Linked DNA regions of Homo sapiens: region 2 is linked to region 1. The links are chromatin loops, found by intact Hi-C in ENCODE. Cell type or tissue: Caco-2. All regions are shown on one strand. Each heading gives the region's core, and the rest is flanking DNA. Links, peaks and the distances in the headings are about the cores only. Region 1 has its middle 64 kb from the start of LINC00520. Region 2 overlaps LOC105370513 (a long non-coding RNA gene).

Region 1 (5,385 bases), core at 81-5,080:
CACCACAGACCAACTGGGAGCAGGAGAGTGTGGGGCCTGGCTCCTGCTGCTGAAGCTTCCATCTGCAGGAAGGAAAAAGAATTTCTCTTCTTAATAGTTTGAAAACTAGTCTATGTAATATCTCTTTGGCCATGTCACTTTAATACATAAATCAAAATTTGTAATATCTTTTATCACAAAACAAGCACAAGTAAAGAGTAGCAGTTATTAGCTTATCAAGATGGCTGACACCTCCCAGCTCATACAGATGGTGTTGCACCCTCTGCTTCAACAGGCTCAGTGACTGGGAGACCTCCCTCCAACTCAAAGCACCTATTCTGGGAGGTGCTTAACATCCTTGAGCCTCAATTTCATCATCTATGAAAAAGAGCTAATAATGCCTACCTTACAGAAATGTTATGAAATTTCATTAAAATAATATAAATAACAGTGCTTGACCCAAAGTAGGTACTCAACAAATATTTCCATACGGAAGCACAATCTGATGTCTGTGTCTTATTACTGATGTCACAATCTCATTAAAAATGTCTTATTTATCTTGAACTAAAGATATGTTCTAATTCTGCCCTGTTGACTATGTAGAATGGGTCTAATTCTTCTTCCAAGAAGCTCTCAAATACATGAGGGTGATGTGTCATGCCCTCTTCACCAAACTTTCTCTTCTCTAACCAAATGCCCCCAAGTTCCTCCAACTAAACAAGAATTTCTTGTCTCAAAAGTAACTAGAAGCTCTTGGGCTCTAGTGGCTCCCAAGACGGAGCTCAGCACCAATAACACACCCTTTGCCCCTGGGGATCCCAAACTTGATCTTGTGGATATGGGTAAAGTTCATGATCAGCCAAATGCTTTCTTCATTATACAAAATTCAGGGGAGTGTCTCCATATCCTCTCCCCATTCCCAACACTGATGGCAAACCCTGTTTTGTTTCAAGGAGCCTGTTTTAGGATGAATATGCTCTTCACCATTGAAATCCAGTTCTGAACCTTTGAAGTGACATTTATTGTGGTTTTAGGAAAGGTTCACTGGAGGTGAGAAGTGACAGCTCTGGGTGATAAATCAAATGCAGCTCAGTTTTAATTTAAGGGAAAACCATCATCAAGTCAGCATGGCTCAGGCATCAGCCAGCCCTGGCTGGCAGCTTGTGATTTCTTATGTAAATGGTAAAGAGAACATTGAACGGTGACAATTTCTTCAGCTGCTAGGATGAGCCGTCAGCTTCTGTTCTCTGCTTAAACTTGACATCTTAAACTTCTGGTTAGAGGAGAGTCATGTTAACAAAAACGTTTCAGGACTAATCATAATCATAAAGCCTTTCTTAGAAACAACGGTACTTATACAGCATGTTACACAACACACCTGGTCTGTTTTGCTTCTTCAAAGCAGAATAGTCTAGCTTGGGATAGTCTAGCACTGCCTGTCCAACACAGTAGCCAGTAGCCACATGTGGCCACTAAGTGTTTGAGATCTCGCTAGTTTACATTAAGCTGTGCTAAAATAGAAGTATAAAATATGACACAGAATTTCAAAGATTTCATACAAAAAATGTAAAATATCTTACTCATAATCTTTTATGTTGATTTTATGTTGAAATGATAATATTTTGGATATAATAGATTAACTACTTATTAAAAAGTAATTTCACCTGTTTCTTACTGATGTCACAGTCTCATTAAACATTTTTCCATTGTGGCTGATAGAAAACTTTAAATTACACATGTGGCTCACATTTGTGGCTACCATTATGTTTCTAGTGGACAATGCTGGTCTGAAAGGCAAGGCAGGGAGCTGGAAATCCCATGTTTCTCTAGCTCATCCTCTCGGTGCAGACTCAGAAACAAAGGAGCTTACCATCAGAAGCTATCACGGGTTTTACTGTTTCTTTGTTGGTTAGACTAGAGCAGTGGTCCTCAAACTTCAGTGAACATAAGTGCTATGGACTGAATTGTGTCCTGCCCTGCCCCCCTCAAATTCACATATTGATGCTCTAAATTCCCCCATGTGATTGTTTCGGAGATAAGGCCTTTAAGGAGGGGATTAAAGTTAAATGAATCATAAGGGTGGGGCCCTGATCCAATAGAACTTGTGTCCTTATAAGAAGAGGAAGAGGCCAGGAGCCGTGGCTCAGGTCTATAATCCCAACTCTTTGGGAGGTCAAGGAAGGCAGATCACTTGAGGTCAGGAGTTTGAAACCAGCCTGGCCAACATGGTGAAACTCTGTCTCCACAAAAAATACAAAAATTAGCCAAGCGTGGTGGCATGTGCCTGTAATCCCAACTACTCCAGAGGCTGAGGCATGAGAATCGCCTGAACCTGGGAAGCAGAGGTTGCAGTGAGCTGAGATTGCACCACTGAACTCCAGTCTGGGTAGAGCTTCTCTCCCCAATATATGAGGACACAGCGAGAAGGTGGCCATCTGCCAGCCAGAGGAGAGCCCCCACCAGGAACTGAGCCTTGCAGGAACCTTGATCTTGGACTTTCAGCTTCCAGAACTGAAAAAATAGATGTCTGTTGTTTATGCCACCCAGTCTGTGGTACTTTGTTATGGCAGCCTGAGCAGACTAAGACCATAAGCATCACCTGGTGAATTTGTCAAACACACAAATTCCCAGACCCTCTTCCTGAGAAATACTGATTTTATTGATGTGGGATAGGCCTGGGAATTCACTTTTCTTTAGCAAGCATTGTAGGTACATATATGTGGACCATACTTTGAGATACCCTGGACTACAAGAAACATAATTATCTGGACTCCTTTGGCACTGTTGCCGGCCTGAATTGGACCCCCAATTCTGCCACTCCAGCAGTAGTAGCCAAATTAGTTTGATCATGGGCGCCCCCTTTTGGTAAAGCATTTTTGAGCATGCAACTCACCACACAGCTATACTTAACTGATAAATTACATATGCCCAACTGTAAATCATATACTAAATATTAGTAAAGATTTTTTACATAAAAATAAATACAGAAAAGGAGTTATGCTGTTTTCTTTCTGGGTCCCAGTGGGCCATCTTTAACCTGTGGAAGTCTCTCACTGAACACAAATTACACAGCTTCATATTTCCTTGCCTTTGCATGAGTTCCCATCTGCAATCTGTGCAGTGAGAAAATGCCTATTTATGCCTCAGGATTCAGCTCATAAATCCCTGTGCAGCTCTTTATTCCCCCTCCGTCTCCCACAGGTGGAGTTATTCCTTCTGCCCCTCTGTGCAGCACCTCTGTACTAATGTCACCTCTACTGACTTATCACATTGAATTGTAAGTATTTGTTTAACGTTTCCATTCCTTAAGGACTGTGCTTTATGTATCTCTGTTTCACCTGGGCCTTACACACAGTTCCTGGTACATAATGTTTTGTGTTTCTTTGGTTGGTTTGGTTGGGTTTTGTTTTTTTTCTTTTTTCTTTTCTGTTTGTAACAGGAACAAACCAATGAATGTAAGTGCAATTAACCGATACTTGAAGCAAGCCACCGCCCTTCTATGCACAAGCAAAATCACCCCAGTGCATGTGAAAAATAACCCACATTAAAGGGTGCAGTGCAAAAAGCTATCTAAAGACATACTGGGTTTTAAGTTTGAGTTTACAAAAACATGTATAATTCACACAAGAGCTGAGGATGAAAGCAAACAGCTTAAGCAGCCAACAGCATAAGGAGCAGAGAAGAAGGATTTTTTTTTAACTGATCTTTTTTAATTGTTTAATTGTCTTAAGATCAGGATCCCCTGGCAAAGTCACAATGGATGGTTTGTGAGAGGTCTCAGTACATCTTTGTGAGGCAGGACAAAGATGGATGGGGAACAAGAAAGCTTTTAAGGGCATTACAATTTATTATCTATATCCAGGTCTGCACTGCACAAAATGAAGGAATCATCTGGTCCAAACTCAAAAAATTGTGGCTAAGAGTATCACCTTTTGGAAACACAGACCTGGCTTAGGGTGTATAATAGCAGTGTCCTTCCTCTGCAAGGTCTAAACAGCCTCATTACTTAGGAAATTGTCTTCCCTGTTCCTTCACATATCTCTTACTATCTCAGTCTGTGCTTCTCCTGTGGATTATAAAGGGCTGCCCAGGCTGGAAGAATTTACTGGCACCCTCTCACATGTGCTAGGGTGCAGGCTGATGAAACAAATGCTTTGTCACTTCCCTGTTTACACAAAAGCTTTTTCTCTCAGCAGGAACTTGAAAGAAACTAAGGTGAACATAATCAGTTTATCTTCTTAGACCCACTTAAAAGGATTGACCCTGTGATATACTGGAAAGCAAAATACAAGTCTGTTTATAAATGGCTTTTTAAGGTGATTAACAAGTAACATTAGCAGGTAGAAAGATTTCCATACTGTTTCCCCAAGAGTAGGGTTGCCAAATGTTGCAAATAAAAATATGGAATGCCAGTTAAATTTGAACAGCAGATAGATAATGAATAATTTTGGGGTATAAATATGTCCAAATATTGCGTGCACCCTAAATTTTATCAGGCAACACTACCTCAAAGGGAAAAGGCTGTACATAACCCTTGTGGGGAGAATGTCTTCCCATTGGCTGAAAGGTATATATTAATAAAAACATAGGCCCGAAAGTTGAGATATCTGAGTTCTCTTCTAGATTAGTTTTTCATTAATTCATCAATTCTTCATCCCTAACAGTCTAGTGCCATGTACTAGGTTAATTCCTTAATAATAAAAAAAAAAAAGTTGCTGGAGAGAAACATGGTCCCTGACTTCTTTCAGCTTATAATCCAATGGTGTGACCCTTAGCCTGCCTGTGCCCCATTTTGCCAGCTGTAGAATGAAGCGGTTGATCACCTTGGGTTTATGTTTTGCAGAGTGTATTCTATACTAATAGATATTCCATCAAAGAAGGTTTTTGTGACAAAAAATATAATAAACATTGAGTTAAAAAGTTAATAGCATTTTACTGTAAGTCTTGTCAACATTTTAATGAGCTAATCATCATCATGACCCCTAGATGGTGACTTACTGCAGAACCATCCCTTCGAGGAGCCACTCTGGGGACTAGTGTTCTATGGAACACACTTTGGGAAATGCTGCCCTAAGCCAAGAACTAAAATTCTTTGTAAGTCTGTACTTGCCTTCTTTCCCTTCTCTGCCTAAAATGTTCTTCATCCTTAAAGAGCCAGCCCATATGTTTCCTCCTCTGTGAAGCCTTTCCTTCTGACTTCCCCCCAGTCATCACTCCCCACTGAGAACACATAGGGCATCACAAGGCAGAGACATTTGTCTGGTTCAGTTCTACATCCCAGCACCAAGCAATAGGCCTGGTCAGTACAGTGAGTTATGCCAGCAAATATGCTTTCTCATGAATAAGTAAGCGAATTAACACACACTGCCAACCAAGTTACCCTGTCCCCTGCCTTCCCATAGCACT
Region 2 (5,385 bases), core at 87-5,086, 370 kb before region 1:
TCAAAGGATTTACCCTTGTTGTTTGGCTTCTCACATAGAACCTACAAGGTCAACGTTTACAAAATTATCCTCTAAAGATAATTTTTGGAAAGGAAATAGCAGATTTGGAGATAAAGATGTATTTTAGCAATAAAAAGTAAAGTATTAGGTACAAAGTCTGTGAGGCTAATTTTTATCATTTTTATTTTCAATATTCTCATGACAAGTAATCTAATCAGAAATATCTCCCTCCAAAGTCAGATTTCCTTGATAATTTTGGAAGATTCTTGTTCTAGATATGTCCATCATCTTCCCTTGTCCAAACTCTCTTCTTAGAGAACTTTTCCTGCTAAGGACTCTGAAGGAATATGACTCATGCCCTTGGTAAATGGACCAAGAGTGGGCAAATGATCCAGTCAGGACCATTCAAATCCTCTTTCAGAAATTTCAGAAATTGAAACATAGAGATTGGGTAAATTGACATTTTAGGCTTAAGAGCCATAAGGTCGAATAGAATTAATATTAGGATTGGCTTTATAGCATCCCAAAGTTAAATGCAGCTGAAGCTACAGGGAAGCAGATCCTAAAAGACCTATAGAAGTTTGTTTCCATAGGGAAGATGGAGCTGACCTGCAGAGAGAAGTGAAGACAATAAACTGAGAAAGACCAAGAGGAATTATCCGCCTGAAGAAATTTAAGTTCCCACCTGTCCCCAGCTGTATCATTAGATTCATAGGATTTTTTGACAGTTACAATACATTTATCTTTACTTCAACTAGCTTGTGTGTTTGTTTTTCTTATAATGAGATTAAGATAATTCTGTTTTTATGTGCATATTTTTAATCTGGATGAATACTGCATTTAGTAATGCCTCAAAAAATAGAAAGGAATGGCCTCCACCCACTCTGGTGCTCTCTGAAGGAAATTGAAGGCAAGCACCAAAGCATGCATATCTTAAGTATTTGCAAAGAACAGCAGTTTCATCCAGAATGGGATTTGATGAGTAACTTCTGTGACCAAGATGGAACTTAATAGAAAAGCTTTTCCTCGTAAGATGGATGGTTCAGTAACTGCAGTCACTCAGCAAATTATAGTAAGCGTCCACTGCATGTGCTAGGCACTGCGTGAGCAGTTCTGCAGCCCTCAAGGAGATTAGGTAAGTTCTAAGTAAGGTTCCCAGTAGGACAATGAGTAAATCACAGCTACTAGGTAATACACTCCAGCCCACTGAATGCTAAGGATGATTTCAAAAGGAAAGCACTGGGCCGGAGAGTTGAAGGGTTTGAGCCACACATAAAAAATTCAGCCCTTTCTTCCTTAAATTTCTCTGACATGGATTCCAAGTTTAAACAAATTCCTGTAAGCAAGTTTCTGAGACAATTCTGAACAAGTCGACAAAGATTTACTAAAATCTTACCATGTGCTAGGCAGTGAGCCTACACTAAGATGAAAAGGGCTTGGCACCTTGTCAAGGAGTTTTTGTGTTAGAAAGTGAACTAAGATAAACACATCCAAACGGCTTTTGAATCCTGATAAGAGATATCATTCACTCACTAGCTTCCTATGTGTATTGATGCCTGAATATTGCATTGGTGAATTCTGTACCTATCTAAAACCTTTGTGACTCTACCTGATCTCCCGTCATTAAATTCTATCCCATTAGGAACAGATGTGATTCCAAATAATGTCATTATAGCTTCCTAAGAGTAAAAATAACTGAAAACCCTCAACTTTCTCTCTGGACAAAGTCTAGGGAAGTCCACTGAATCTTAGCCTTGGAAAGCACAGTGTCAGACTTGAAGCAATGATAGATTTGGTGCCATTTTTGTCGTTGAAGAAAAGGACAAGCAGTATAACCCTCTGAGTCCACAGGTCATGAGCAAGTTAAAACATCAGTTGTCAGCCCAGGAAGCAAGTTGAAAGAGAGCTCTCTGGCGCAAGAGCTGAAGCTGTCAGTCACATTAACGGAATAAAAAGAGTGTACAAATATCCCTGGATTCCCAAATCAAATTGTCTCTTTCTTCCATGATAGATCAAGGAACTTTCTCAGAATCAGTTAAGGACCCAGCACAGCTGGGATTAGAGACTTACAGGAAGAAGCACGAGATCAGAAAATATTTAGACAGCATCTTGCAGATGCACAGTCCTGCCTAAGTGCTTCATAATCATAATGTTATGGTTGAGTGTCTATCAAATTATAGCTGAAGACAAAGCAAAGCACAGACCTTTTCAGAGCAGTTACTGCTTACTTAATGGTCTGATAGGGCAAAGGATACATTCTTGGAAATGTCAGGTATTCAGTAAGTCATAGTCTTAGAAAGAGAAAAAAGACAGTCCTTCCAGAATTCAGGCTTATTACCTAAGATAAAAGTCACAGTTCACGCCCAGCAGGAATTTACGAAGACAAACACAAATGTTGCACTATTAGTCCCCAAAGCTCCATAATCAAACAAGGGATTTCAGCTGCTCCGAATCATCCAGCCACATTCCTAAAATGCCATGTTATCAAGACTCGAAAGATTCCATAGTGAATTAATGTGAGCTAGGATTCAAGTGGACCCTGACACAAAAACCCTCAAGAGGAGGCAGACTGTAGCTATGGAAAGGGGAAAGAGCAGGTAGATTGAAGTCAGATGGATCTGACTTTAGATCTCAGGGCCAACATTTGACAGCTCTGTTCTTTGCTCAAGTTACTTAACATCTCTGAGCCTCAAGTCTGTCTTCTGTAAAATGACAGTAATAATACCTACCTCACAGGGTTACGGGGAGAATTAAGAAAGGTAATGTGTGATGCATAATACCTGACATGTGGTGGATAATCAATAAAGATCTGTCCCCTTTCCCTAGTATAGCCTAGAAGTAAATGTCACTTTATAGTTTGTGTTTCCTTATACTTAAGGTATCTTCATTGGACTGGAGAGGCACTATGGAGGAGTTAAAGCATACAGCAAATGGAACTGAATTGCCTGAGCTTGAAGCCTGGTTTCACTGCTCTCTAGCTGTATAACTGGGCTAGTTACTTAGCCTGTTTGTATCCCAGTTTCCACCGAGGCTGAATTGAATGAATATAGGTGAATGGTGTGGAACAGTGTCCAGCACATAGTGAGCACTGTAAGATTTAGTTACTATCATTATTACCATTGTTGTTACCTGCATCCTGGGTAAAATATATATGTGTCACCTGAAGCAATAACTCCCATCTCACGTTTATCTTTTACAGTGTGACCTGCCGCTTCTCCATCAACAGGTGGTGTCCCCTCACCTTGAATCTGCGTGGGCTTTTCACACCTTTGTTCAATACAGCATGGTGGAAGTAACTCTATGAGTTACAACACAACATTCAGCTTCTATCTGGTCTACCAGAACACATGCATTTGGAGCCCTGAGGCCACCATGCTTGTGAGGAGGCTGAGCCACATGGGGAGGCCACATGGAGGTGCTCTGGTCAGCAGCCCTACTCTACAAGCCACCTTTTTATCCCAGGTATGAGAGTGAAGCAGCCTCCAGGTATGAGGATTCCAGCCCCCAGCCGCTGAGTCACTCTCAGCTTTTAAGCCTTTCCATCTGAGAACTCAGATGTCCCAGAGCAGAATGAACACATCCTTTTTGTGCCCTATCCAAATTCCTGACCCACAGAATCTATGAGCTTATTAAAATGGTGGTTGTTTTAAGCTGCTATATCTTGGGAGAGTTTGTTGTTGGCAGTAGTATCTGGAACACTTTCTTTCAAGCAGAAAGGTACATTATTTGAACTTTCCTGGAGTTAACATGTGAAAAAAAATTATTTTTTGATGAACAAGAAATATGGCCCCCTTCATAATTATTCATGGGAATAACTTGAAAAGTAGGCATTTTAAATTATATTTTTCTTATATGAGTTGATGGGCAGGGCCCAGAACTGGTGTTTATATATTACGTGTCAAAAAGGCTTGCATGGTTCTCCTCTTCCAACATGTATACAGTTATCCATTACTTTTCTAGAATTGGAGTTCCCAAGAAGAAATTTTTTTTTTTTGTAACTGGAGCAACAAAAGTCTCTCTGGTGTTTCCCAACTCTGAAATAGAAATCATTTAGAAGTGTTCAGAGAGCCATATTCCATTATCGCTGGGCATGTTAAATAGCTAGTGGTCTCAGATTCAGAATTATTCATAGCAGTTTATTAAAGTGGTAAAAGGGTCTCTACTGATTTGTATTTCTATATGTATTCAAATCCCTCTTAGTAAGCTCGGCCACTCTCATCACAGTATCACTGTGGAGAGACCCATCTTATGTTTATAAAAAGGGAAAAATTGTGGCTAGGTATGCAAGACACCCAAAACAGGGTTTGCTCTGTGTTAATTAAGAACACGGAATTCCATTTCATAAGGGAAGATTTCCTGAAAACAACCATCTGTCGTGTGTGTGTGTGTGTGTGTGTGTGTGTGTGTGTGTGTGTGTTTTAAGCGATCCTGATTTCAAACCAGAAGTTCTAGTAAAAGCTGACCTGAAACATTTCCATATGTCAGCTTTCACTACCTTCTCACGGGCAGATCTATTCTGTCTGATCAGTGTTTTAGAGGACACGGGAGCAACGGTGCTAAGCAGTGACAGATTGTCCCTGTCACATGGTCTGAAAATTCCCTGGTCTCAGTTTTTAGGTTTTTGAGCCCTTCTTTCTTAGAAAAAGACTTCTTTTTACCAGGTTCCCTCTCCACTTCTCTCTCCTGTGCAAACAGCTTACCCCTGTCACCCTCCAGGCGTTCTACAGCACGGGCTTTGCAGTTAGACACCTGGATTTATTTAATTCTTGGATTCTCTACGTACCAGCAATATGCCTTTGGGCAAATTGCCTAAATTCTCTGATCATCATTTCTTAACCTGAACAGAGGAGGCAATGATCTCCCTAACTTGCAAGATTCTTGTGAGAATTAAAGAAATAATGCCTCCTCAGCACCTAGAACAGTGCTTAGAATGTTCACTACCCATTAGCTATTCTTTAGAATAAATGAATGTATAGCATAGATCTTAGAACAGGCAAGAGCTTTAGAGTCCAGGCCCCGCTTTCTAAAATGACCTCTGGGGCCAGGCACAGTGATTCACTCCTGTAATCCCAGCATTTTGGGAGGCCAAGGCAGACAGATCACTTGAGGCTAGGAGTTCAAGACCAGCCTGAGCAATATGGTGAAACCCCATCTCTACAAAAAAATAATAAAAATTAGCCGGTCATGGTGGTACATGCCTGTAACCCCAGCTACTCAGGAAGCTGAGGTGGGAAGATCAGGATCTGCTTGAGCCCAGGCTGCTGAGGCTGCAGTGAGCCAAGATTGTGCCACTGCACTCCAGCCTGGGTGACAGAGTGAGACCCTGTCTCTCAATCAATCAATCAATCAAATGCCCTTTGGACTTCAAAGTTATTCTAGGAGTGT

The links. A loop is a pair of places that touch in the nucleus more often than their neighbours do. Peaks named below come from ENCODE experiments on the same cell type or tissue, not always from the same donor. Only the 100,000 strongest peaks of a DNase experiment are listed, where the experiment ranks them.
Region 2: a loop joins it to region 1, with 2.9 times the contacts of the local background. A loop is called at or near these places in 2 of 110 quality-filtered maps.

The regions. Positions count from the first base shown.
Region 1 is chr14:55,729,537-55,734,921 of GRCh38, reverse strand. No RefSeq gene overlaps it. Among named protein-coding and RNA genes, the nearest start is that of LINC00520, 64 kb to the left of the region's middle. In Caco-2, for the core only: a CTCF peak has its summit at 2,832 (motif pointing left); no DNase peak of the experiment used is centred there.
Region 2 is chr14:56,096,325-56,101,709 of GRCh38, reverse strand. It overlaps LOC105370513 (a long non-coding RNA gene), which reads left to right. Exons shown (of 3, transcript XR_943901.3): 2 at 2,879-3,090; 3 at 3,200-3,657. Among named protein-coding and RNA genes, the nearest start is that of PELI2, 19 kb to the left of the region's middle. In Caco-2, for the core only: no CTCF peak of the experiment used is centred there; DNase peaks (open chromatin) are centred at 2,449 and 3,442.